2 separate regions of the Homo sapiens genome follow, and region 2 is linked to region 1. A link is a contact called in ENCODE Hi-C or POLR2A ChIA-PET data. All regions are on one chromosome and are shown on one strand. The core of a region is the stretch at or near the end of the contact, and the rest is flanking DNA. Distances in the headings are between cores, read along the strand shown.

What was found. Hi-C counts contacts between places; a loop is a spot of excess contacts on that map. ChIA-PET counts read pairs that join two places held with the same protein, here RNA polymerase II (POLR2A). Pooled maps may share reads with other maps.
Region 2: a loop to region 1 is called in a map with no recorded cell type, with 7 times the contacts of the local background. The contact joins the promoter of H2AJ here to the enhancer-like site in region 1. A Hi-C loop is called at or near these places in 2 of 168 maps with a recorded cell type or tissue (OCI-LY7 and naive thymus-derived CD4-positive, alpha-beta T cell), 13 of 37 single-sample maps with no recorded cell type and 19 of 50 pooled maps. POLR2A ChIA-PET finds 5 or more read pairs at or near these places in 3 of 52 experiments (CD4-positive, alpha-beta memory T cell, T-cell and activated B cell).

The regions. Positions count from the first base shown.
Region 1 is chr12:12,735,212-12,738,332 of GRCh38, forward strand. It overlaps a transcript of APOLD1 not described here. Among named protein-coding and RNA genes, the nearest start is that of CDKN1B, 19 kb to the left of the region's middle. Within about 2 kb of position 1,705, at least 13 of the 41 ENCODE cell types and tissues checked have a DNase peak (open chromatin) inside an H3K27ac peak, as active enhancers do; they include OCI-LY7, where a contact is called at or near this core.
Region 2 is chr12:14,772,992-14,776,112 of GRCh38, forward strand. H2AJ (H2A.J histone) reads left to right here and starts at 1,414. Exons shown (of 1, transcript NM_177925.5): 1 at 1,414-2,033. The coding sequence starts at 1,480. The coding sequence ends at 1,869. RefSeq lists enhancers at 834-1,751, 965-1,174, 1,365-1,694, 1,705-1,864, 1,752-2,668 and 1 more.

The DNA.
Region 1 (3,121 bases), core at 455-2,954:
AAGACCCCATCTCTAAAACAAACAAACAAACAAAATAAAAAATGCCATTCCATCCCCCTCACCTGCAGTGCCTTCCCCTATGTTCCAGTGGCTGCCTGTAGGATGCTGTAAGAGTTTGAAACAGGGGCCCTGACCTAGAGCGAGGGTTAGAGAATCCCTCCTAAAGAAATGACTTTCAAGTTGAGACCTGGAAGCTGAGCATGAGTTAACCAGTTGAAAGGAGGAAAGGAAGGAGAGTGAGCCAAGCAGAACACAGTCCAAGGCTGCAAGTCAGAGAAGAGCTTTGAAAGAATGTGCTTGTGGCTGGGGGGCAGTGAGCCAATGGCAGAAGGAATGAGTGCTGTGGCTGGAGTGATGGGCTTTTTAAGCCACATTAGGAATTTTGGACTTTAAGTGCAATGGGAAGCCACTGGATAATTTAAAGGTGACTTGGCAGGCACAGTGGCTGATGCCTGCAATCTCAGTGCTTTGGGAGGCCAAAGTGGATTGCTTGGGAGGCCGAAGAGGATCATTCGAGGTTAGGCATCGAAGACCTGCCTGGACAATGTGAGGCCTCATTTCTACAATAAATAAATAAATAAATAAATAAGCCAGGCATGGTGGTGAGCACCTGTAGTCATACCTACTTGGGAAGCTGAAGCAGGAGGATCGCTTGGGCCCAGGAATTCACAGTTTTAGTGAGCTATAATCCACCACTGCCACTCAGGCCTGGGTGACAGAGTGAGATCTTGTCTCTAAACTAAAATAAAATAAGCTCACACCTGTAATGTCAGCACTTTGAGAAGCTGAGGCAGGTGGATCACTTGAACCCAGCCTGGGTACCATGGCAAAACCCCATCTCTACTAAAAATACAAACAACTAGGCTGGGAGCAGTGGTTCATGCCTGTAATCCCAGCATTTTGGGAGGCTGAGGCGGGTGGATCACTCAGGAGTTCAAGACTGGCCTGGCCAGCCTGGTGAAACCCCGTCTCTACTAAAAATACAAAAAATTAGGTGAGCGTGGTGGTGTGTGCCTGTAATCCCAGCTACTCGAGAGGCTGAGGCAGGAGAACTGCTTGAACCCAGGAGGAGGAGGTTGCGGTGAGCCAAGATCACGCCACTGCACTCCAGCCTGGGCAATAAGAGTGAGAGTCTGTCTCAAAAAAAACAAAACAAAACAAAAAAACTAGCTGGGCATGGTGGTGTGCACCTGTAGTCCCAGCTACTTGGGAGGCTGAGGTGGGAGAATCACCTGAGCCTGGGAGGTCAAGGCTATAGTGAGCCATGATCACGCCACTGCACTCCAGCCTGGGTGACAGACTGAGACCCTGTCTCAAAAGAATAAATAAATAAAATAAAATAAGAGAGTGACTTGAGCAGCTTCAAATAAATTTTATTGTTTCCTCACTTTATCTAATATTAATTGAAATCCTTAGTCTTATGTTGGGGTTATCCCAATAGGACGTGGGAAAGAAAGTTCAAGCTTTCGCCTTGATAGTTCTCCATGATGCTGCTTAACATAAACAATCGAGTTTTCAAAAACCAAAACTCTTGATTTCATTAAGTAAGGAGGGTGTAATGTGTAGTGCTTGGGCCGTTAGAGGGGATGTGGTCACAAGTGGTATATCTGAGGCTTTTGAAGGAGTGCATTCAAGGAAGAGCCCTGCTTGGTGTCAGCTACTGAACCAGAGATCCGAAGAAGTGGACCTCGCCAGCCTCCTGCTCCACCCCGCTACCAGTCTTAGCTGGAGCTCCCTTTTCTTTGTCATACTCAGCCAGTTGCTCATTGCTGTTTTAGAGTCTGGCCCATGTTTTGCTCTTTGGCTGTGCGATTGGCGTGAATCTTCTAAGCAAATGAATAGCTTAGAGGTGAATACTGAATCTTTTGCTTCAAGTAGCTCAGCATTTTTGTCTTTCATTTTTACTAAGTGACTAGATTCAGTATTCGAAGATGTTTTGGCCAAATGATTCATTATTTATTTGGCTTTAGAAAGAGACTTCAAAAGGATAATAGAAATAAACAACCCAGAGGTTTTTTTTTTAAATTGAAGATTAATAAAAGAGAGACCTCTGCTGGCTACAGTGGGGTAACAACCTAGAGTTGGCCACTGACTCCACAGGAAGCTATAATGGCTGTGACCCACCCCATACGCTTTTACAGTTGTCAGCAAATTGATCACTATTTGTTCACTTCTTCAGCAATCAACTCAAGTTCTTTTGGAGTTCATTGAAGTGAGGTATAATTCCCAGTCCAATCACCACTGTTTCTGTTTCAATCTTTAGGAAAAGTATTAGTCTTTTATATTTCTCGAACATAATAGCTTTACATATGAGCCCCTGCCAAACTGAGACCTGAAATAATTCCTGCATCTTACCTTCTCTGTTTCCTTTCCCCTTTTTTGCCTCCACCTCTCCTCCTCCCCTTCTCCAGTAAAACAAAATAAAACAAATCTACACTCAAGAGAGAGTACTGATAGAAAGTGAGAAGGAGGGAGCTGGGCGCTTATCTTTGGCATATCCTCAGCTGAGGATCCAAGCTGGGGGGCCCAGGGTTGGTGTTAACTACCTGAGTAGAGCTGTAGTTCCTACTGATGTCTTCCGTGGGATTTGTTCAACCGTGGGAATGTGGCTGCACGATAGTGGAGCAAGATTCAGTGAATGCTTCAGAATATGGAGGGTCGTTATCTAGGGGGAGGAAGGGGACTGAATGTTCTCTTGAGACCTTTTGTTGGCAACAACAATAATGAGTGCCTACTATGTGCCAGGCCCTGGACTAAGTACCTTAAATACCTTAATTCTGTTTCCTGCTTTTCTTCTCTCTTCACAGTCTTAAGAATGTCTTTCTATGAGAAAAACATTGAATATATGTAAAGAACTTACAACAAGGCCTGCATAAAGTAGTAGCTATGCATGTGTTCACTATTTTATTATTATGTTTTTACTCTGGAATATGCTGCCACTCCTACACATGAGGAGAGGCTCTCCCCATACTCACCAGAGCAAGCAAGTCCTTTTTTTTTTTTTTTTTTTTAAGACACATGGAGTCTTGCTCTATTGCCCAGGCTGCAGTGCAGTGGCATGATCATGGCTCACTGCAGCCTCGACCTCTTGGGCTCAGGCAGTCCTCCTGCCTCAGCCTCC
Region 2 (3,121 bases), core at 164-2,663, 2.0 Mb after region 1:
TATGCCCATTTATTTGGTATATCTAAGAGTTATTGGATGCTTACTAACGTATTTAATTTTCAAAACACTTTGATACAGGTAGAGGAGTCAAATAACTTATCAAAGGTCACTGCTCAGTGGTAAAGCCAGGATTTAGGCTGAGGCAGACTGGCTCCGGAAAGACCGCCTAAACCATGACAATAGCTCTGAAGACATTTATTGAGTCCCCAGTATGGGTTCATCATTGTTCTAGGCAGTAATGACATATACATAAATATTTGAAAATGTTATTTCAATGAAGTCAAATCTTTATTCGGATAGTGAGAAGGTAAATTTGCTTTACTTTAAATGTAAATGAATCCACATAAAATGTTTATTTTAAAAAGCAAGCGTTCAACATTACATCACGTATCGGTGTTAACTGTGTTACTGAAAATGTTCAGGTAAAAATGAAATGACCTCGATGAATTAGGAGAAAGTAATTTTTAATTAAAACAAAACACTTGAAACACTCTTTTTGTTTCAAAAAGCATGGGTCCACAATTCAGGTATATAAGAATAAGCTGCCATTCTGACTTTAGTCTCTGGACTCATTTACAAAGAGACCCGGGGGACCTCCACGTCTTCGCAGAGGACCCGATCCGCTGATCTGTGGCGCCCTGGCTTGCGGGGAGCAAGCCAAGGCCAAGACTTTGGCCTCTCCAATAAAACCTAGTGGCTCTTTGCAGGCCCATAGCCTCAAAGACAAAAGATATTTTGGCTAGGCGAGCTTGTTCCTCCCGTCAGCACAGGAAGCATTCACGTCTGGTCATCACTCTAGCTTCAGACTCAAAAGTGAACGATTGGCTGGCTGTGAGCCGCAGGACCCTGCGGGGAGACCAGGGTGGTCTCTACACTGTTGGGTAGCTAGCTGGAGGCAAGGCGCTTGTATAAGAAACAGTCCACGGACCCTGTCCTGGGCAGGCAGAATTCCGCGGACAGGCTGTTGTTTCGCCTAAGCAGCACGGGCTGCGGAGACAGAAACCTACCTGAGTAGTACGGTGTATTATATGAGAACATCCACTTAGCATAGCAACGTCTACGGACAACCCCTGTAGCTCTTCTTCTGGATTGTTTTCTGTTTCCAACCATGTTTTCTTATTTCCTACGAGTTTATGTGCTTGGAAGCGAGCGTGGTCGTGGAAAACCCGTAACCGCTAAATTCATCTGGGTCCCCAAAGACTGAGCCGGCTGGCCTCGTTATTTATGTGAGCGGCTATGTAAATGAGGATTCGGAGATTGCTCTATTGATTGGAGAGAGCTGGAGGAGGCGGTCTCTCTTCCAGAGCGCTAGTTGGGAGCGGAGCCTGCCTGTCATTGGTCACCAGAGCCAATGGAAAGGGGCTGCCGCGCGGCCGTAAAGAGTTTGTAGAGGCAGTTCGGGTGCGGTACGTTGCATTCCGGTACCGGACGCCGAGAGCGGTTTGTCTCCGTCTCTGGAGTTGTAGGCGAGAGGTGATCATGTCCGGTCGCGGGAAACAGGGCGGCAAAGTGCGAGCAAAGGCCAAATCCCGCTCCTCCCGCGCGGGCCTGCAGTTCCCGGTGGGCCGAGTGCACAGACTGCTGCGCAAAGGGAACTACGCGGAGCGAGTGGGCGCCGGGGCGCCGGTGTACCTGGCGGCGGTGTTGGAGTACCTTACGGCGGAGATCCTGGAGCTGGCTGGCAACGCCGCGCGTGACAACAAGAAGACCAGGATAATTCCCCGCCACCTGCAGCTCGCCATCCGCAACGACGAGGAGTTAAACAAGCTGCTGGGCAAAGTGACCATCGCTCAGGGCGGCGTCCTGCCCAACATCCAGGCCGTGCTGCTGCCCAAGAAGACGGAGAGTCAGAAGACGAAGAGCAAATGACCCTGACGCCGCCCTCAGGGAGCTGGCTCCCCCAGCAAAGGCCCTTTTCATGGTCGTCCCGCAATGCTTTTGAATGTGCTGGATGTCATGGAGGGCCGGTGACATCTAGCGGGGAGGTGGGCGGCGAGGGTCCCGGCGGGAGCCAATAAAGTTGGTGAAAATCGTTTGGTCGAGAGAGCTGTGTAGTCGCGGGGACATGTCGGATGGCCCCAGGGGAGGGGGGCGACCGGGAAACCCCTGGAGCAGGCACTGGTGGGTGGGCTTGAGCCACTCTGGACGGCTTTAGTCCGCAGGTCACCCTCGAGGCGTCAGGGGAGGGTGGCCTGGAGGTGGGCAGGGTGGAAGCCACCTCGCTGTCAGTAGGGCAAAGGGGAGGCAGAGTCGGTGCGGTGAGGCCTCCTTCGGAATTATTTTTACTTCCCTTTCACAGAGCCTTCGCTCTCCTGCCAGTTTGTGAGCACTCAGGACCAAGTTCTGGGAAGATACCGTCGGATCGAGCTGAGCTCGGGGCAGGAAGTGTCTGCGGCCATATTTTTCAAAAAGTGGAGTAACTTTCCGTCTTGGAAGGGTGGCTCTGATGGCACGATGTCAACTTGAGATTCTTCCTAGCCTAGTAGCTGCTGTGCTTTCATGCTTTGGATATCAGATATCTTTATATAGCACTTTTATGTTCATATTTTTTTTTTAATGAAGGAAACGTTCAATAAGTGAGTCATGAGGTTGGAAATTCGTTCCCCTGACAGTCATATTGCATAACATTGCAGCGCCTTTAGTCGTGGGTTACATATGCTTGAGCTTTTAAAGTGATGTTGTCAAGTTTCTAGCTTCATAATGATCCTGTCTTCATCATATCATATTCACTTTGAGAATCGGTTTGACTTTGCTTTCAAACAAAACAAAAACCTCTTGCTTTTAGGGGTTCTTACCCAACAAATAACCTGTTTGAACTCTCTTATATTCTCCCACTAGCCTGAAGCAATGACCTCATTCCAGTAATGTCTTTGGGAGTTGCATTGCCTAATGGCACAATATTGCTTTAATAAACATGTAAGGAAAGATAGGACCAAATATGTAAGTGCAGGGGGAAACACATTTCAGACCAGGAATCCACATTGAAAAGTTAACACTAGTAATCATCTTCTGCCCTTAATTGACACTCCTATTTATTTCATCCTCAGCAAATTTCATCCTGGCTCACAGACCCCACAAAAAAGATCCCAGTACAGATTTCACATCTTTGGATTCATCTTTC